Regions from separate parts of the Homo sapiens genome. Here region 1 is linked to region 2. A link is a loop called in an ENCODE intact Hi-C map of the cell type or tissue named here. Cell type or tissue: MCF 10A. All regions are shown on one strand. Each heading gives the region's core, and the rest is flanking DNA. Links, peaks and the distances in the headings are about the cores only.

What was found. A loop is a pair of places that touch in the nucleus more often than their neighbours do. Peaks named below come from ENCODE experiments on the same cell type or tissue, not always from the same donor. Only the 100,000 strongest peaks of a DNase experiment are listed, where the experiment ranks them.
Region 1: a loop joins it to region 2, with 12 times the contacts of the local background. A loop is called at or near these places in 51 of 110 quality-filtered maps.

What each region holds. Positions count from the first base shown.
Region 1 is chr1:151,332,240-151,342,102 of GRCh38, reverse strand. It overlaps RFX5 (regulatory factor X5), which reads left to right. Exons shown (of 11, transcript NM_001025603.2): 11 at 1-1,463. Among named protein-coding and RNA genes, the nearest start is that of PI4KB, 9.8 kb to the right of the region's middle. In MCF 10A, for the core only: a CTCF peak has its summit at 1,061 (motif pointing right); a DNase peak (open chromatin) is centred at 1,052.
Region 2 is chr1:151,198,844-151,210,103 of GRCh38, reverse strand. It overlaps PIP5K1A (phosphatidylinositol-4-phosphate 5-kinase type 1 alpha), which reads right to left. Exons shown (of 16, transcript NM_001135638.2): 1 at 11,023-11,260. The coding sequence starts at 11,107. Among named protein-coding and RNA genes, the nearest start is that of PIP5K1A, 5.9 kb to the right of the region's middle. RefSeq lists enhancers at 11,075-11,154, 11,255-11,260. In MCF 10A, for the core only: no CTCF peak of the experiment used is centred there; a DNase peak (open chromatin) is centred at 9,793.

The DNA of each region.
Region 1 (9,863 bases), core at 122-2,621, 140 kb before region 2:
GCTATTCTTTTCCTAAGGAAGTCCATTCTCCTCTGTACAGACAGCTGAGTCACCCAGTCTACTTAGTACCTGGTTGCTGCCTCTGACCTTTTCAGCTTGATACCCTGGGCTTTAGTGTAACCAATAAATCTGTAGTGACCTTACCTGTATTCCCTGTGCTATCCTGTGGGAAGGTAGGAATGGGCTAAGTATGATGAATATATAGGTTAGGGATCTTTTGGTTTTAAATCACAGAAAACCTAATTCAAACTGGCTTAAAATAAAAAGGATTTATTGGTTCATGTAACTAGAAAGTCCATAGGTAGTGCTGGCTCCAGGTGAAGACTTGACCCAGTAGTTCAGTATGTCTCTAAATACCGGACTGACTTTTTTCTCACTGTTGCATCTTCTGTAGGACCATTTAAGTCTGGGCCACTTAATGGCTGCCAGCATTCCTAAGATTACACTTTTCCCCATTTATGTCCAATCAGAAAAAGAAGGCATCTTTGTACCAGAAATCTCAGCAAAAGCCCTAATATTCACACTGATTAGGCCTGGGTCACATGTCCACCCTGACCAATCACTGTGGCCAGGAGGATGATACATGCTAATTTGCTTATTCTATATCATGGACAACACCTTTGGGGAAAAGGGTGGGGGTCAGCCTCCCCAAAATCACATGGATTCCCCAAGTGGAAACTAGGAGCAGGGAGTTGCTTGGGTGGCCGCTAACACCAGGCTACTCTTATTTTAGCTTGCTAAGTTGAGATCAGCTAGACCTGCTTTCTTTTCTCCTCAGTCTTGCATTTCCCTCAATACAAGCTGTAGCCTCTTTCCTCGTTTCTAGTCTCAGAAGGAAGGAGAGGGAAGCCATTCTCCTCTAGGGACTCTTCAGTCTCATTTAGATGATAGTCCCTTTTTTTCTACCTCCATATTAGAGATGGAGCTCCTTCCTTTTCCTGTTTCTTAATTTTTGTCTTCTCATTCCTGCTTCCCTCTCACCCTATTGCCAGTTCCACCAACTAGAGTGAAAGACTTCCTAGCCATTTCATTAAATCTATTCTGTATCCACCAGGTGGCAGCATCTTGTCATACGTGTCAGGACTTAGGACTGCGGGGTTTAGGTTAGATGTCACGGAAAAAGCTAGTTCTGTGGTCAGGCGGCACCAATGAGAAAGGAATGCAGACCCTCCAGATGTATCCTTGGGAAAAGCAGTAAACCAACTAATATTTATTGAAGACCTACTTTGTCCTCTACATAGGGTAGCTTCTGTCAGGGAATCTTGGTTCTTCCCAAGAAACACTGATTTTCTTTCAGGGAGACTTCATGTGTTCATTTATTTCCACCACAGCAGATTTTAAGAAATTATAATATGTAATATTTGATATCTATAAAGAGTATATCTAACGTGAATAAATTATGAAGCATACTAATGAGTACCTATGACCCATAACACATATACATTAAAACATTTTAAATACCATTGTGTTTGTGTTCCTCCCTAGCCTGTCCCCCGCCTCTTCTTAGCGGTAACCACTGTCCTTAATTTTCGTGTCTATTATCTGCTATAGATATTTTTTAACCATATATGTATATATAATTTTAAAAATGTGTTTAATTTTGCTTGTTTTTTAGCTTTACAGAAAATGTTATACTTTTTTTTTTTTTTTTTGAGACACAGTCTCACTCTATTGTGAAGGCTGTAGTGCAGTGGTGTGATCTCAGCTCACTGCAACCTCCACTTCCTGGGCTCAAGCAATCCTCCCACCTCACCCTCCCTAGTAGCTGGGACTACAGGTGCCTGCCACCATGCCTGAAGTTTTGTATTTTTAGTAGAGATGGGGTTTCACCATGTTGCCCAGGCTGGTCTTGAACTCCTGGGCTCAAGCCATCTGCCCACCTTGGGCTCCCAAAGCGCTGGGATTACAGGCATGAGCCACCTGTGCCCAGCTATGTTATACTCTAATAGTCCCCTGCAGTTTGCTTTTTCTCACTTACCATTGTTTCTAAGATTCATCCATGCTGTTGTAGATAGCTATGATTCATTCATTTTCATCTGCATAATATTTTATCAAGTTCATAAACCACAAGTTATTTATCCATTCACCTATCAATGGATCTTTGGATATTTTCAGTATTTTGCTATTTCAAACTGCTGCTATGAACATTCTTGTACATGTTAGTGCCTTTGTTTTCAGTAAGATTTCTAAAGAGGCTTCTACCATGGTCCTTTGGTTTATATAACCTCTAAGTTGGGAACTGTTCCCTCTTGTCTTATTCTCTGGAAGAGTTTATATCAGATTGAAACAAACTGTTCCTTGAAAGTTTGGTAAAACTCACCTGTAAAGCTATCTGAGATTGATGTTTCTTTGTGGGAATAATTTTAACTATTGATTCCATTTCTTTAATAATTATAGACTGGGCTTTCTATTCTTCTTGAGTCAGCTTAGGTAAAGTATTATTCTAGGGTTTTGTGCATTTCATGTATTTTTTTTAACACAAAATGCATATATTTCTTCTAGTTTCTTTTTTTTTTTTTTTCTTTGAGACAGAGTCTCGCTCTGTCTCCCAGGCTGGAGTGCAGTGGCGTGATCTCGGCTCACTGCAAGCTCTGCCTCCTGGGTTTTACGCCATTCTCCTGCCTCAGCCTCCCGAGTAGCTGGGACTACAGGCATGCACCACGTACACCTGGCTAATTTTTTTTTGTATTTTTAGTAGAGATGGGGTTTCACCGTGTCAGCCAGGATGGTCTCGAACTCCTGACCTTGTGATCCGCCCGCCTCAGCCTTCCAAAGTGCTGGGATTACAGGCGTGAGCCACCGTGCCCGGCTCTTCTTTTTTTTTTTTTTTTTTTTTTGAGACAGAGTCCCGCTCTGTCGCCCAGGCTGGAGGGCAGTGGCGCAGTCTTGGCTCACTGTAACCTCTGCCTTCCGGGTTCAAGCGATTCTCCTGCCTCAGCCTCCGGAGTAGCTGGGATTACAGGTGTGTGCTACCACGGCCAGCTAATTCTTGTATTTTCAGTAGAGAGGTGGTTTCACCATGTTGGTCAGGCTGGTCTCAAACTCCTGATCTCAAGTGATCAGCCTGCCTTTGCCTCTCAAAGTGCTTGGATTACAGGCGTGAGCCACTGCTCCTGGCCTTGTTTCTTTTTTATCTCTGCTCTGTGGATAGGCATATCTTCCTTTTCATTTCTGTTGTTTACTTGTGCCTCCTTTTTTGGTCTTGATCAGTTGCACCAGCAATTTATTTTACCTATATATCTTCAGATGCTACTTTGAGCTTTGTTGATCCTCTCCCTTATGTATTTGTTTTCCATTTCATTAATTATGGATCTTATCTATAGCTATCTTTTTTATGCTTTCTTTAGGTTTAATTTTATGTTCCTTTACAACATATTCATTTTGACACTTAGCCAATTAATTTTCAGGCTATCTTCTTCACTATTTTAAGTTTTTAATAACCTGTTTCTCTACATCCCACAAGTTTTTCTGTGCTGTATTTTTATTACTTAGTTCTAAAAATATTTAAATTACCTTTATGACTTTTTGACTCATGAACTATTTAGAAACATTTTATAAACTTCCAAATATCTGGAGATTTAAAATTGTATTTTTTTTTTGAGACAGAGTCTCACTCTGTCGCCTGGGCTGAAGTGCAGTGGCGTGATCTTGGCTCACTGCAAGCCTACCTCCCGGGTTCAGGCCATTCTCCTGCCTCAGCCTCCGGAGCAGCTGGGACTACAGGTGCCCGCCACCACACCCAGCTAATTTTTTGTGTTTTTTAGTAGAGACAGGGTTTCACCGTGTTAGCCAGGGTAGTCTCGATCTCCTGACCTTGTGATCCGCCCGCCTCAGCCTCCCAAAGTGCTGGGATTACAGGCATGAGCCACCGCACCTGGCCCAAATTGTATCTTTTTGATACTGATTTTTAGCTTAATCATTTGTGTTCAGAGAATGTAGTGTCTATGACACCAATTCTTTGAAATGTGTTGGGATTGTTATTTTATATTCTGTAACATCTTGGATGTCTAAATCCATTTTGTTGTTTTCTGCTGAGTCCTGTCCATGGTAGCTTGTTTACTTGTATACTTTATATTTTGGGTTTTTTTGTTTTTTGTTTTGAGATGGCGTCTTGCTCTGTCACCCATGTTGGAGCGCAGTGGTGCAGTCTCAGCCCACTGCAACCTCTGCCTCCTGGGTTCGAGAGATTCTCTTGCCTCAGCCTCCCAAGTAGCTGGGATTACAGGTGCATGTCACCACACCCGGCTAATATTTTGTATTTTTTAGTAGAGATGGAGTTTCACAATATTGGCCAGGCTGGTCTCGAACTTCTGGCCTCAAGCTATCCACCCGCCATGGCCTCCCAAAGTGTTGGGATTACAGGTGTGAGCCAGCGTGCCTTGCCTATTTTATATTTGGGGTTTTGAACTCATTTTTGTTAAATTTAATCTGTGGGAATTCCGAGGACCTAAATTAGGAATACTTCCCTCCAGAGAGGATTTGCATTTGCATAAACCTGGGACTATGTTAGCCCCTTCAAGAGTCCAGGTTTAATTCAGGAGTTGCAGGTTTTTCTTCTCTTCCCTTGGCCTAGGCCCAAGGCTTAGACTATGATCACAATGCTGACACTGGGATTTGTCCTCAGGGTAAACCTGCTTCTACTACTCCATGTTGCTCTTCCTTTATATAGGTTTCAACTTTCTTTTTTAAATTTGTATTTTGTTTTGTTTTGAGATGGAGTCTCGCTCTGTTGCCCAGGCTGGAGTGCAGTGGCGCAATCCCGGCTCACTGCAACCTCCATTTCCCAGGTTCATGCCATTCTCCTGCCTCAGCCTCCCGAGTAGCTTGGACTACAGGCACCCGCCACCACACCCGGCTAATTTTTTTTATTTTTAGTAGAGACGGGGTTTCACCGTGTTAGCCAGGATGGTCTCGATCTCCTGACCTCGTGATCCGCGTGCCTCAGCCTCCCAAAGTGCTGGAATTACAGGCGTGAGCCACCGTGCCCGGCCTGTACTTTTTTTTTTTTTTTAGTGATTTCTCTTTCTAATGAACTCAGCAATGTGCTAAAAAGTATGTTTGCTGTAATTTATCTAGGATCTAGTTGTATTTTAATGGGATAGCACTTTCTCTTATCCATGCTGCCAGAAGTAGGAATCCTTTACTGTGGTTTTGATATTTTCCCTCTTGTTTTTTAAATGTCAGGCATTTGTTAGAAGCTGGTTTACTCAGACCCCAACTTTAAACATTCTAGCTGGGGAGACAGACAAATAAATGATCACAGCATGGTGTGAGTTATATAAGTAGTGAGCACAGAGTGCTGTGGGAGCCCAGAGAGAGATCGTGTGTGTTAGGCAAGAATCAGAGATGACTTCCCTGTAGATGTGAGTAGGAGTTAGCTGCACAAGTCAAACTAATAAAGCAAGGACAAAACAACATAAGACATATCATAAAACAAAAAGACCTAAGTCGTGATACTTTACCGCATAAGAGCTGTAAATTCAGAGACATCAGTTTGGGCTGAGTAATTTGTGAAAGCTTCATGGAAAAGGCAAGTTTGAGTTAGGCCTTTAAGATAAGTAAGAGCTTGGATAGGCAAAAAAGAGGAGGACATTACAGGAAAAACGGGTGTGGGGATGTGGCATGGCAGTACAACCCAGAGATCCGTCAGGCAGACGTGATGTGTATGAACAATAGTGAGAAATAAACTAGAAGAAGGCTGGGCGTGGTGGTTCATCCCTGTAATCCCAGTACTTTAGGAGGCCAAGGCAAGAGAATCACTTGAACCCAGGAGTTAAAGCAGCATAGTGAGACCCTGTCTCTACAAAAAAGCTTTTTTAAATTAGGCGTTGTGGTACGTGCCTATAGTCCCAGGTACTCAGGGGGCTGAGGTGGGAGGATCACTTGTGCCTGGGAGTTCAAGACTGCAGAGAGGCCGGGCGTGGTGGCTCATGCCTCTAATCCCAGCACTTTGGGAGGCCGAGGCAGGCAGATCACTTGAGGTCAGGAGTTCGAGAGCAGCCTGACCAACATGGTGAAACCTAAAAATATAAAAATTAGCCGTGTGTGGTGCCAGGCACCTGTAATCCCAGCTACTTAGGAGGCTGAAGGAGGAGAATAGCTTGAACCCAGGAGGCGGAGGTTGCATTGAGCCCAGATGGCACCACTGTACTCCAGCCTGGGCTACAGAGCGAGACTCCGTCTAAAAAAAAAAGAAAAATGCCGGGCACGGTTTCACGCCTGTAATCCCAGCACTTTGGGAGGCCAAGGCAGGCAGATCACCTGAGGTCAGGAGTTCAAGACCAGCCTGACCAACATGGTGAAACCCCATCTCTACTAAAAACACACAAAAAATTAGTCTGGCTTGGTGGGGGGGCACCTGTAATCACAGCTACTCAGGAGGCTGAGGCAGGAGAATCACTTGAATGGGGGAGGCGGAGGTTGCAGTAAGCTGAGATTGCACCATTGCACTCCAGCCTGGGCAAAAAGACTGCAGTGAGCCCAGATGGTGCCACTACACTACAGCCTAGGTGACACAGCAAGACCCTGTCTCAATAATTAAGTAAAATAAACTAAGAATAAACAACCATTATAGTTATCTGTTGGTTGAATAAATGAATGAATGAAAGGCATGAAGTTTGCATTAAAGGATGGAGAAACTGGAGTTAAAGGACTGAGCCAGGCAGTTGTTGCCATTATCCATGTGGAAGGAAATGAAGGACTGGACCAGGATGCAGACAGATGAGAGGTAACAGGCATATGGTAAAATAAACCACTGGTGATAGAATAGATAAGACTCATCCAAATAAATATTGCCCTCACCATGACTGAGATTGAGGATGAATCCATTCACTTTAGAATACCACAGCACTGAATGATTTTGAGATTTTAATGAGTGTTACGGGGTTTTAAAGTAACCTATTCCACCCTATTTTAAAATATATAACATGAAACAAGTTATTCCTCTGTAGTTTAAGCAATCTTCAGTTTTTTAGATGAAGGCCTAAACTAAGATTTGGGGGAGTACCACTTCCTTCCTACCATTCCTCACTCTTCTCCTTCTCCACAATTTCCCGTTCTCCACTCCCATTACCTTTTCCAGTTCTATTATTCATTTTAGTTTATCATAAATTTACTAAAATTTAAAATAAACTTTTGCTATAATAGCCGGGCACGGTGGCTCCCACCTGTAATTCCAGCACTTTGGGAGGCCAAAGTGGGCGGATCACTGGAGGTTAGGAGTTCAAGACCAGCCTGACCAACGTGGAGAAACCCCATCTCTACTAAAAATACAAAAAAAAAAATTAGCCAGGTGTGGTGGCGCATGCCTGTAATCTCAGCTACTCGGGAGGCTGAGGCAGGAGAATTGCTTGAACCTGGGAGGTGGAGGTTGCAGTGAGCTGAGATTGCGCCATTGCACTCCAGCCTGGGCAACAAGAGCAAAACTCCATCTCAAAAAAATAATAAAAATAAAAAATAACCTTTTGCTGTTAAACCAAGGCAAACTCTATATGTGTAGTCTATGGCCTCAAATAAATGAATCTATTGTTTATTTTTGTAGCTAATAATCAGCCTTCTTTAGAAATTAAAGCAAATGCTACACATTCACACAGCATAATAAATGGGGGAATTAATGTCACTGTATATTTGTCTTAAGTGTTTTACTTCATGTTGTGGTTTCTCAGTAGTACTACTTCTTCATCCAAAAACACCCTGCTGATTCCATCCTATGTGAAAAATCTGTTCAGCGTTTTATACAGAGAGTTGGCTGAACACAGATACATATATCTCACAGTATATAGAAATGCTCAGGTTGGCCGGGCATGGTGGCTCACACCTGTAATCCCAGCACTCTGGGAGGCTGAGGCAAGCGGATTACCTGAGGTGAGGAGTTTAAGACCAGCCTGGCCAACGTGGTAAAACCTCGCCTCTATTAAAAATACAAAAAAAAAATTAGCCTGGCATGGTGGCGTGTGCCTGTAATCCCAGCTACTCAGGAGGCTGAGGCACGAGAATTGCTTCAACCTGGGAGGTGGAGGTTACAGTCAGCCGAGATTGCACCACTGCACTCCAGCCTGGGCAACAGAGGGAGAATCTGTCTCAAAAAAAAAATGCTCAGGCTGGGCACAGTGGAGCCAGGCCTGTAATTCCAGCTACTTGGGAGGCTGAGGTGGGAGGATTGCTTGAGCCTAAGAGCTCGAGAACAGCCTGGGCAACATTGCAAAACCCCATCTCTACAAAAAAATTAGCCAGGCATAGTGGCACGCACCTGTGGACCCAGCTACTTGGGAGGCTGAAGTAGGAGGACTGCTTGAGCCCAGGAGGTGGAGGCTGCAGTGAGCTGAGATGGCACCGCTGCACTCCAGCCTGGGTGACAGAGGAGCAAGACCCTGTCTCAAAATAAAAAAAGAAAAGAAATGTTCATAAAGCCAGGCAATGGGACATGCACCTGTAGTCCTAGCTACTTGGGAGGCTGAGGTGGGAGGACTGCCTGAGCCCAGGATTTCGAGGCTGAAGTGAACGATGATTGTGCCATTACACCCCAGCCTTAAGAGACAGAGCAAGACCTCATCTCTAAAAGTAAAAAAGTTCAGAGGGAGGCATTTGTTTACTGGAATAATCAGGCCAGACTCTGTGGCTCACACCTGTAATCCCAGCACTCTGGGAGGTGAGGCAGAGGATTGCTTGAGCCTAGGAGTTTAAGACCAGCCTCAGCAACATGGCGAGATCTCATCTCTACAAAAAAATACAAAAAATTAACTGGGCGTGGTGCTGTGCTCCTGTAATTCCAGCTACTCAGGAGGCTGAGGTGGAAGGATCACTTGAGCCTGGGAGATCGAGGCTGCAGTGAGCCGAGATGGCACCACTACACTCCAGCCTGGGTAGAGCGAGACCCTGTCTCAACAACAAACCCACAATGACTTAACTATTCTGAAGCTCAGTTTCCCTAAAATGGAATAAAATCTGTTTCATTTGCTTGTAATGAGGAATAAATGAGTTAATGTTTGTATTCATACACAGTAGGGGGCTCAAGCAATAACTGCTGGCTTCTTTTTCATTACCCTGAAAAAAAGCCTATGTATCTAAATATCTATATATTGTTCAGGAAAAAAATTCACTCTCTTATAAAAGTTTCTTTAACTCAAGGGTGTTTAAGATATAACTGGAGGCTAGGTGTGGTGGCTCACACCTGTAATCCCAGCACTTTGGGAGGCCGAGGCAGACAGATCTCTTGAGTCCAGGAGTTTGAGACCAGCCTGGCCAACATGGTGAAACCCTGTCTCTACTAAAAATACAAAAATTAGCTGGGAGTGGTGGCTCATGCCTGTAATCGCAGCTACTTGGGAGGCTTTGGCAGGAGAATTGCTTGAACCTGGGAAGCAGAGGTTGCAGTGAGCCAAGATTGCACCATTGCACTCCAGCCTGGGCAACAGAGTGAGACTCAGTCTTAAAAAAAAAAAGGAAAAAAGATATAACTGGAGTTGTATTTTACTGACTTTTGAATAAGCCAACTTCTTTCCCCAGTTTGTAAACAAGACAAACAAATGACATTATCTTACTCTGTTGGTAATTTCCTGCCCTCCCCACACCTCGATGTGCAAAACATATACGTACTTTCCTACCAAAGCTAGAGGCTTCGTGTGTACACAGGATAGCATAGGTTCCCATAGGGTCACCCATCATCCAAGTGCAAAACCATCTACATCTATAGTGGCTCCTTGGGATCTCACATAGAGGTGAGTGATTTTTTTTTTTTTAATCAAAAGAATTTTTTAAAAACAGATTCGGTGAAGTGAGAAATTTTAGAGCATATCACAAATGTTAAGCTTTTTTATTTTTTTTTTTTCTTTTTTGAGACAGAGTCTCACTCCGTCACCCAGGCT
Region 2 (11,260 bases), core at 8,754-11,253:
GAGACCAACCTGGCTAACATGGCAAAACCCCGTCTCTACTGAAAATACAAAAATTAGCCAGACACGGTGGCGGGCACCTATAATCCCAGCTACTCGAGAGGCAGAGGCACAAGAATCTCTTGAACCCAGGAGGCAGAGATTGCAGTGAGCTAAGATTGCACCACTGCACATCAATCAGCCTGGGCAACAGAGCAAGACTCCATCTCAGAAAAAAGAAAGAAAAAAAAATGCAGGCTAGTCGTGGTGACTCACGCCTGTAACTCCAGCATTTTGGAAGGCTGAGGTGGGCAGATCACGAGGTTAGGATTAGGAGTTCAAGACCAGCCTGGCCAACATGGTGAAACCCCGTCTCTACTAACAATACAGGCGGGGCACGGTGGCTCACACCTGTAATCCCAGCACTTTGGGAGGCTGAGGTGGGCGGATCACCTGAGGTCAGGAGTTCAAGACCAGCCTGACCAACATGGAGAAACCCCATCTCTACCAAAAATACAAAATTAGCCAGGTATGGTGGCGCATACCTGTAATCCCAGCTACTCAGGAGGCTGAGACAGGAGAATTGCTTGAACCTGGGAGGCAGAGGTTGCGGTGAGCAGAGATCATGCCATTGCACTCCAGCCTGGGCGACAAGAGCAAAACTCCATCTCAAAAAAAAAAAAAAAAAAATTAGCCAGGCATGGTGGCACGCGCCTGTAATCCCAGCTACTAGAGAGGCTAAGGCAGAATTGCTTGAACCCAGGAGGCGGAGGTTGCAGTGAGATGGCATCGTGCCACTGCACTCCAGCCTGGGCGACAGAGCAAGACTCTGTCTTGGGCGGGGGAAAGAAAAAAAGCAAGATCCCTTACAATATAATAGAACAAAAACAAAATCTACCCAGTTATTTGCTGGATTATCTGAGGCAATCTCTCTGGTCCTAGTTAACTTGGAATACTGAAAGACACTCTATACGCCTGCAGGTGGGAGACACAAATTGTTCTTCAACTGAAAATACTCTTGAAATGTCAACCTGCCTCCTGAGAAGTACTGCTGAACACATAGCTCTAAGGAAGTGTGTTCAAAAAAAAAAAAAGCGGCCAGGCGCAGTGGCTCACGCCTGTAATCCCAGCACCTTGGGAGGCCGAGGCAGGCAGATCACCAGGTCAGAAGATCGAGACCATCCTGGCTAACACGGTGAAACACCCCCACCAAAAAAAATACAAAAAGTTAGCCGGGCGTGGTAGCAGGCGCCTGTAGTCCCAGCTACTCGGGAGGCTGAGGCAAGAGAATGGCGTGAACCCAGGAGGCGGAGCTTGCAGTCAGCCGAGATTGCACCAGTGCACCCCAGCCTGGGCAACAGAGCAAGACTCCGTCTCCAAAAAAAAAAAAAAAAAAAAAAAAAAAAAAGCGTACCATTACAACATCCTTAATAATGACTGGATCAAGCAAATTAAGAAAACCAAGCCACGGCCGGACGCAGTGGCTCACACTTGTAATCCCAGCACTTTGGGAGGCTGAGGCAGGTGGATGCCAAAGTCAGGAGTTCGAGACCAGCCTGACCAACATGGTGAAACCCCGTCTCTACTAAAAATACAAAAATTAGCTGGGCGTGGTGGTGTGCGCCTGTAATCCCAGATACTCAGGAGGCTGAGGCAGGGGAATCGCTTGAAAGCGGGAAGTGGAGCTTGCAGTGACCCAAGATTGCACCACTGCACTCCAGCCTAGGCGACAGAGTGAGACTCCATCTCCAAAAAAAAAAAAAAAAGAAAAGAAAACCAAGCCACATTTCAGAGAAAAGCTAAATTTTGTTTCTTAGCTGGTGTAAATTTTTCCTAACGCTCTTCTAGGAAACAGTCAGAAGTGCAAGGATGTCCCTAGAAACAAAAGCTTGAAAGCAATTTGATCTACCAGTCCTGGGGTCACCTCAGCTAATAGCCAATTAAAAGCAGTATATCAAAGAATGAGCCAGCTGGGCCCGGTGGCTCACACCTGTAATCCCAGCACTTTGGGAGGCCAAGGCAGGTGGATCAGCTGAAGTTAGGAGTTCGAGAACAGCCTGACCCAACATGGAGAAACCCCATTTCTACTAAAAATACAAAAATTAGCCAGGCGTGGTGGCATGTGCCTGTAATCCCAGCTACTAGGGAAGCAGGGGAATCACTTGAACTCAGGAGGAGGAGGATGCAGTGAGCCAAGATCGCACCACTGCACTCCAGACTGGGCAGCAAGAGCGAAACTCTGTCTCAAAAAAAAAAAAAAGAAGGAGCAACATATTTATTAAGATTAATCTTGATGGCCAGGTGTGGTGCCTCATGCCCGTAATCATCCCAGCACTTTGGGAGGCCGATGCAGGCAGATCACGAGGTCAGGAGTTCAAGACCAGCCTGGCCAGCATGGTGAAACCCTGACTCTGCTAAAAATACAAAAATTAGCCAGGCGTGGTGGCGTGCGCCTGTAATCCCAGCTACTTGGGAGGCTGAGGAAGCAGAATCACTTGAACCTGGAAGACAGAGGTCACAGTGAGCCGAGATCACGCCACTGCACTCCAGCCTGAGGGACAGAGCGAGACTCCATCTCAAAAAAAAAAAAAAAGATTAATCTTGGTAACATACAGCCTTTATGCAACATCTTTACCTCAGTTTCCTAATTTGGAAAATGAGGGAGTTAAATTAAAATAACTCTACATTTCCCTCTAGTCAACTTTTGCTTCTAATCCTACAAACAAGTTTCATGGTTCTCAGACCTCAAATATGTATCCCTTGGCACAAAAACGTTCTTTGAAATTAAGAAAAAAATCCAAGTCCTTCCTTAAAAGACTTGGGTTTCCTGAATAAGCTACCCATGGCCAAGAGGCACTTGAAATTTTTGGCAGATAGCCACCTTCCAATTTTATTTCCAAATCTGGTTCTATCTTGAAACAGCAATGAATTCTGCTGGATTAAAATGAACATATTTCAGACCAGGCGCGGTGGCTCACGCCTGTAATCCCAGCACTTTGGGAGGCCAAGGCGGGCAGATCACTTGAGGTCAGGAGTTCAAGATCAGCCTGGCCAACATGGTGAAACCTCATCTCTACTAAAAATACAAAAATTAGCTAGGCATGTTGGTGTGTACCTGTAATCCCAGCTACTAGGGAGGCTAAGACAGGAGAATCGCTTGAACCCAGCAGGCGAAGGTTGCAGTGAGGGTCGCCTGAGGTCAGAAGTTCGAGACCAGCCTGGCGAACATGGCGAAACCCCGTCTCTACTAAAAATACAAAAATAGCCGGGAAGGTGGCTCACGCCTATAATCCCAGCACTTTGGGAGGCTGAGGTGGGCAGATCACCTGAGGTCAGGGGTTAGAGACCAGCCTGGCCAGCATGGTGAAACCCTGTCTCTACTGAAAGTACAAAAATTAGCCGGATGTGGTGGCACGTGCCTGTAGTCCCAGCTTCTTGGGAGGCTGAGGCTGGTGAATCGCTTCAACCCGGGAGGTGGAGGTTGCAGAGAGCTGAGATCCCACCACTGCACTCCAGCCTGGGCAAAAGAGTGAAACTCCGCCTCAAAAAACAAAACAAAACAAAACAAAAAAAGTATTAATATACTCTAATTAAATATCCTAAAAACAAACAAACAAGAACAAAAAACCCTCTTCTCATTCCCTCTCGCCAACTTCCTTTGCTCACCTCCCCTTTGCCCACCCCCAACCAATATCTCTAATCTTTTTGGACAGCTTATTCTGGATTACTTCCATATTGCTCAGTTAAGTATACAAGGTAAATAATAAGAATATGCTGAACTCCCTACAACAGACCTACCTTCCTCTCTTTTTGCCAATGTCTTCCTCAGATTCCAACAAGAGAGATTTTCCAGGAATTAGATATTTGTAAATTAATACATACTGAATACAACCATTACAAATAAACAGACTGAAATTTCACAGGAGAATAAAGAAAAATGGAGACAGTTTAAAAAGATGGAGGGGTTGAGGGAAAAAAGTTCACTTCAAATAGAAAACAGTAAAAGAATAAAAGCTTGTAGGAGATATGAACAAAACAGGATAAACATATGTCGAAATTAAATTCTCTGTTTAGATGGGAAAGGGCAGAGAAGTGAGGTGCAATAGGGGAAACGGGCTTCTTAGGGTTTCCTCTAGGAAACACCATCGGTGTTTCATTCAGTCTCTCTGGGCTGGGTATGGAGCACAGAAAAACAAAGATTCCCTCTCTACCTGGCCATCAGGAAAGAGTATATTCTTGAAGTACACTTTTGTCCTTGATCAAGGAAACCCAGTAAAAAGAAGAAAGAAAAATAAACTGATAAGTTTTCTTGTTCCCTTTTCTTTTTTTTGAGACGGAGTCTTGCTCTGTTGCCCTGGCTGGAGTGCAGTAGTGCACTCTAAGCTCACTGCAACCTCCGCCTCCTGGGTTCAAGTGATTCTCTTGACTCAGCCTCCCTAGCAGCTGGGATTACACGAGCACGCCACCACGTCTGACTAATTTTTGTATTTTTTGTAGAGACAGGGTTTCGCCAGGCTGGTCTGGAACTCCTGACCTCAGGTGATCCACCTGCCTTGGCCTCCCAAAGTGCTGGCATTACAGGCGTGAGTCACCATGCCCGGCTCTTGTTCCCTTCTTTACGTCAAGTAAGAATGCTCCAAAATTCTAGGAGAGAGGCCGGGCAGTAGCTCACGCCTGTAATCTCAGAACTTTGGGAAGCCAAGGCAGGAGGATCGCTTGAGGCCAGGAGTTCAAGGCCAGCCTGGCCAACATGGGGAAACCCCGCCTCTACTAAAAATACAAAAATTATCTGGGCGTGGTGGCGCACGCCTGTGATCCTAGTGACCTAGGAGGCTGAGGCAGGAGAATCGCTTGAACCTGGGAGGCAAGGGCTGCAGTGAGCCAAGATCGCACCACTGCACTACACTGGTCTGTAGCCTGGGCGACAGAGCAAGACTCTGTCTCAAAAAAATAATAAATAACATTCTAGGAGAGAACAATTTAAAGGATAAAATTACCACCTTCCCTCTCCCCAGTTTGCTAGCTGGCCTGGTATTATCTCTGTTGTTCACTTCACAGGCTATAGTTTCCACTTTATTATCCAAGAAAAACAGGCTAATAAAATATTTAATAGCTATTAGGTAGCACATATTTGAGCAAAGGTATTAATCAGAAGAGTTTTAAATTAACCTAAAAAAGCCCACAGACATTAATAAGCAAAACGTACTATTTTGATATTCAACGCTAACGTGTAAGTACACATTATCAATTAATATCAGAAACTGGATACCTATTAGACTAGTTAATTATAACTGACAATGGGCTTGAGTGTCATGGCAGAAATAAATCGATCAGAAGCAATGACATTCTGATGTCAGTTTTCTGGCAGAATATACCAAGGTGACAAAAGGAAAAAGGGGTGGGTGGAAAGTGTCAAAATCCCTATGGAGAGTAAACAGAAAAATATCTCCCTATTTATAAAATATCAACCAAAATGGCACCTGGTGATATTCTGACATTGTATTCTATGTTTGCATTTCTAAATTTCAGTTTATCATTCAACATGATCTAAACTGCTTTACTTTTCACTAAGAGGAAGAACTAGGAAAGAAATCAGCCTACAAATGGCTTACACTGTACACAACAGAACACAGATCAAAAAAACATCCACAGGCCGGGCGTGGCGGCTCACGCCTGTAATACCAGCACTTTGGGAGGCTGAAGTGGGCAGATCACCTGAGATCAGGAGTTTGAGACTAGCCTGGCCAACATGGCGAAACCCCGTCTCTACTAAAAATACAAAAATTAGCCGGGCGTGTTGGCGGGTGCCTGTAATCCCACCTACTCAGGAGGCAGAGGCAGGAGAATCACTCAAACCCCAGAGGCAGAGGTTACAGTGAGCCGAGATCGCGCCATTGCACTCCAACCAGGGCAACAAGAGCGAAACTCCATCTCAAAAAAATATATATATATATCAACAATAATCCCTACTACTGGAGTTAACAGATTACTGCAGGTTACAGGTAGGGCTCTGCTGGGAAGAACAAAGCAATCAGAATCACAGACTGATGAAGCTGTCCCTACTATAAAAGTCCCAAGCAAAAATGCTCCAATACTGTATCCTCTGGATCTCCCTGAGCCGTTAAGGGGGAGAAAAAGTCAGGTAAGCAGCTGTAAAGTTATGTCTAAATCATTTGTGCACATGATAAAATCATATAGGTGAGCGATGACCATTTTAAAAATGTTCTAGTCTGAAGCAAAAGGAACTACACAGCTCATGATTATCTAGGGTTTAAGTGCTTTTCTTTTTTCTTTTTTTTTTTTTTGAGACAGAGTCTCACTCTGTCTCCAGGATGGAGTACAGTGGCGTGATCTCAGCTCACTGCAACCCGCGCCTCCTGGGTTCCAGCAATTCTCCTGCCTCAGCCTTCCGAGTAGCTGGGACTACAGGAGTGTGCCACCATGACTAGCTAATTTTTGTATTTTTAGTAGAGACGGGGTTTCACCACGTTGGTTAGGATGGTCTCCATCTCTTGAGCTTGTGATCCGCCCACCTCGGCCTCCCAAAGTGCTGGGATTACAGGCGTGAGCTACTGCTCCTGGCCTTTTTTTTTTTTTTGAGATGGAGTTTCACTCTTGTCCCCCAGGCTGGAATGCAATGGTGTGATCTTGACTCATTGCAACCTCTGTCCCCCGGGTTCAAGCAATTCTCCTGCCTCAGCCTCCTGAGTAGCTGGGATTACAGGTGCCTGCCACCACACCCGGCTAATTTTTGTATTTTTAGCAGAGACAGGGTTTCACCATGTTGGCCAGGCTGGTCTCAAACTCCTGACCTCAGGTGATCCGCCTGCCTTGGCCTCCCAAAGTGCTGAGAATATAGGTGTGAGCCATTGTACCCAGCCTCAAGTGCTTTTCCTTGAGGAAGTCACACATGATTTTACTCCACAACTCTTATTTCATAGGAGCAGTGTACACCTTAGTATCCTATCCCTTCTAACCCAACCACTAACTTCAAATCAAGCCTCCAAGACAGAAATTCTTTACTCTCCTCATGGTGGTAAAAAGGGCATAAAGTAAGGCCAGCGGCGGCGGCTAAAGCCTGTATGTACCTCAGCACTTTGCAAGGCTGAGGCGAGAGGATCACCTGAGGTCAGGAGTTTGAGACCAGCCTGACTAACATGGTGAAATCTGATCTCTACTAAAATACAAAAATTAGCCAGACGTGGCAGGTGCCTGTAATCTCAGTTACTTGGGAAGCTGAAGCAGGAGAATCGCTTGAACTCTAGAGGCTGAGGCTGCAGTGAGCCAAGATTGCTCCACCGCACTCCAGCCTGGGCGACAGAGAGAGACTCCCTCTCAAAAAAAAAAAAAGACTTTACTGGCAGGGCATGGTGGCTCACGCCTGTAATCCCAGCACTATGGGAGCCCGAGATGGGTGGATCACCTGAGGTCAGGAGTTTGAGACCAGCCTGGCCAACATGGTGAAACCCTGTCTCTACTAAAATACAAAAATTAGTCAGATGTGGTGGCAGGTGCCTGTAATCTGTTACTTGGGAGGCTGAGCAGGCAACTCGCTTGAACCCGGGAGGCTGAGGCTGCAATGAGCCAAGATCACCCCACTGCACTCCAGCCTGGGTGACAAGAGCAAGAGTCCACCTAAAAAAAGAGAAAAAAGATTTTATTTGCGATTGGAAGAGAGTGTTTCTTTGTCTGCATGGTACCAGAGGAATTAGGAAGTTGGCAGGAACAAGTGATGGTTTATGATTTCCTGAATTGTTAAAGGCTAGAAGGCTGGCCCTGTAGAAATTCAAGAAGTGTGCGTGTCAACCACCCTAAAACCATTTACTGTTCTTAGCTGTTTAGCTGAACTCCACTTAAGTTTTGGTGAAACTCTGAAATCCTAAAGGACAATGTTCTCTGACAATGCTGAAAATGGATATAAAACAAAAATGTCATAGCCAAGGACATATTGACAGTTTTTGATAAGCCACTCACAACTTCTAGGCACTCCCAATCTTCTGGCATTTAAATTGGGAAGGAGAGGTTATTTAGGAGAGTTTGTTCCCTGCCAATATTAAAGATAGTTTCACCATTAAGCTGTCAGCTTTTACACTGTTGACAAGTGAAATACACAGAGTAAAGCAAACCATAAGCTCTAAGAGATGTTTAACTACTTTTGCTATTGGAGCAATTACCATGTTTGGATTTGGTGGAGGCCATTATAATCTTTCCATAGTCCATCAAGAGCTTGAAATTTAGCCACTTTTTGCCCCCTTTTTTTTGTTTTGAGACAGAGTCTTGCTCTGTCACCCAGACTGGAGTGCAGTGGTGTGATCTCGGCTCACTGCAACCTCTGCCTCCCGGGTTCAAGCAATTCTCCTGACTCAGCCTCCTAAGTAGCTGGGATTACAGGCCTGCGCCAACATGCCTGGCTAATTTTTTTGTATTTTTTAGTAGAGATGGGGTTTCACCATGTTGGCCAGGCTGGTCTCGAACTCCTGACCTTGCGATATGCCTGTAATCCCAGCATTTTTGGAGGCCGAAGTGGGCGGATTACTTGAGGTCAGGAGTTCAAGACTAGTCTGGCTGACATGATGAAACCCCATCACTACTAAAAACACAAAAAAATAAAATAGCCAGGCATGATGGCACATGCCTGTATTCCCAGCTACTTGGGAGACTGAGTCAGGAGACTCATTCGAAGCTGGGAGGCAGAGGTTGCAGTAAGCCAAGATGGCACCACTGCACTCCAGCCTGGGTGACAGAATGATACTCTGTCTCAAAAAAAAAACCACAAAAACATTTATACAATCTGTATTATTAACTGTTAGTGAGAGGATCTGACAGAAAACATAAAGACCTACAAAAATACCAAAGAGTACAAAGCAAACACCTGACTTAATAGTTGAGAAGTTTGTTTATGGACCATACACAACCCTTCTTCTTTCTGGGTTGGGGATTAGAGGGGAAGCAGGTTTCAAATTAAGGAGCTACTCTATTAAAAATAAAAACCCAGGTGGGGCACGGTGGCTCACGCCTATAATCCCAGCACTTTGGGAAGCCAAGGCGGGCGGATCACAGGGTCAGGAGATCGAGACCATCCTGGCTAACACGGTGAAACCCCGTCTCTACTAAAAATACAAAAAACAAAATTAGCCAGGCGTGGTGGTGGGCGCCTGTAGTCCCAGCTACTCGGGAGGCTGAGGCAAAAGAATGGCGTGAACCCGGGAGGCAGAGCTTGCAGTGAGCCGAGATGGCCCCACTGCACTCCAGCCTGGGCGACAGAGCGAGACTCCGTCTCAAAAATAAATAAATAAATAAATAAATAAATAAATACCCTGTCACTTTTACTTTATCCTATTTCATGCTTATAATGCAGCATGAGTTGTTCTGGTCCCCTAATACTTTTATAGGAAAGGTAAAAAATCCCCTCTCAACAAACTAAAAATAGAGATTTATTAAAAATAAATAAAACTGCAGCTTATTAAGAAGATATGTGTGACTAGATATTTCAGCATCTGAGCTGGAATGTGAAAGGTGGAAGGAACCCTATTCAGCAAATTCTAAACAGCAAAAACGCAACACCAGGCCTGAGGAAATACCAAAATCTCAAGCAAAGCATCCAACATCTGGCAGCGTCTATTCCAGTGTAGAAGCAGCAGTTACTGTGAAACACCAGACACTTCTGATGGAAGCGCTCAGTTTCTGACTCACCTCCCGCCCCCCCACCCGACACACATACACACACTTTCTCCCCTACACACAATCTACTGCTTTTCTTGTGAGCCTCCTCAGCCCTCCCTCAATCTTCATTCGTTTTTAACTATTAATACGCTGAGCTCTCTACATTAACCTGGCTCCATTCTCCAAATTCCAATCTCCTGATACAGCGTAAGCATTCTTCCAGTCCATTTTTCTATTATGCAATACTCCCCCACAACACTTACAGTCACCCCCCCACCCATCTTTCTTCTTCTCAGGCCTAATTTCCAAAACATCACTTCTCGCAGTCTCTACTGCAATTCAAGACTCCATTCCATCTTTCCCATCTGTTTTTAAGGTCTTTGACCTTAATTTCCTACATTCCTTAGACTCTCTTCAAAATTTCCATTCCTTCCCAAAGTTGGGCAGTTTAGAGTTGGGAATCACCAAAGGAATTAGTCTGAGAAAGTATGTATGTGTGTCTGTGTGCCTGTGCGGCCCTAAGGGTGGGGGTGCGAAGTGAGAAGGGGTGACACATTAGGGGGGAGTATCTGAGGGAAAAGATGGCTTCAACAACTCCCGCCCACCCAACAAAATTCACGATTCCCTACCTCTCCAGAAATCGAAAGCGTCCAATAACTTTTCGATATCTTTTAAGTCCCATGGCTTCTCTTCAACATTTTCATCCAATTAGCCCACAATCAACTTAGATTCCACCTGCCTCTCACACTAAGTAGTTCTCTCTACTTCTTAGGCCTCCATTTACTTTCTTAGTTTCTCTACTCCCTTCCGTTTCTCTTGTTTCCTACCGCAACTTCTTTTTTTTTTTTTTTGAGACAGGGTCTCACTCTCTCGCCCAGACTGGAGAGCAGTGGCCCAATCTCGGCTCACCGCAAGCTCTGCCTCCCAGGCTCAAGGGATTATCCTGCCTCAGCCTCCCAAGTAGCTGGGATTACAGATGCACGCCACTACTGTCCGGATAATTTTTGTATTTTTAGTAGGGACGAGATTTCTCTATGTTGGCCAGGCTCGTCTCGAACTTCTGACCTCAAATGATCCGCCCGCCAAGGCCTCCCAAAGTGCTGAGATTACAGGCGTGAGCCACCGCGCCGGGCCACCCTACCCCCACCTTCAATCTCCATCCGTCCTCCTCAAAGACAACCAAAGTTTTCGACAACTTCTTAATCAAACTTATCCTTTCCTCAAACTCCTGCCCGCTCATAAATCCCTATTTGAAAGCCCAGCTCGCGCCCACTTACCGGTAACACGTAGGACATTCCCAGCTACAGGTACCCTCTTAGGTCTCGCTCTTCCTCCCATCGCATATTCCTCACCAGCTCCCTACCCACGCCCTGCCGGGCTTACCTGAGGACAAGGTACAGGAAGGGACCGCGGGATCAAAGGATGAAAAACCGACCGAAGACGACGGCCCGGAGGAGGCCGACGCCATCTTAGCAGCCCCCTCCCCCTCAGCGGCCTGGCTCTCTTTCAATCCGGTTCTTCCTCTTCTCGGAATCGAATCTTCCCAACGTCTCTTTACAGAACCCGCGTTCTGTGGGCCACCTCCCCGCCCCCTCCGGGGCCTCCCTCAGACACGTCGAGC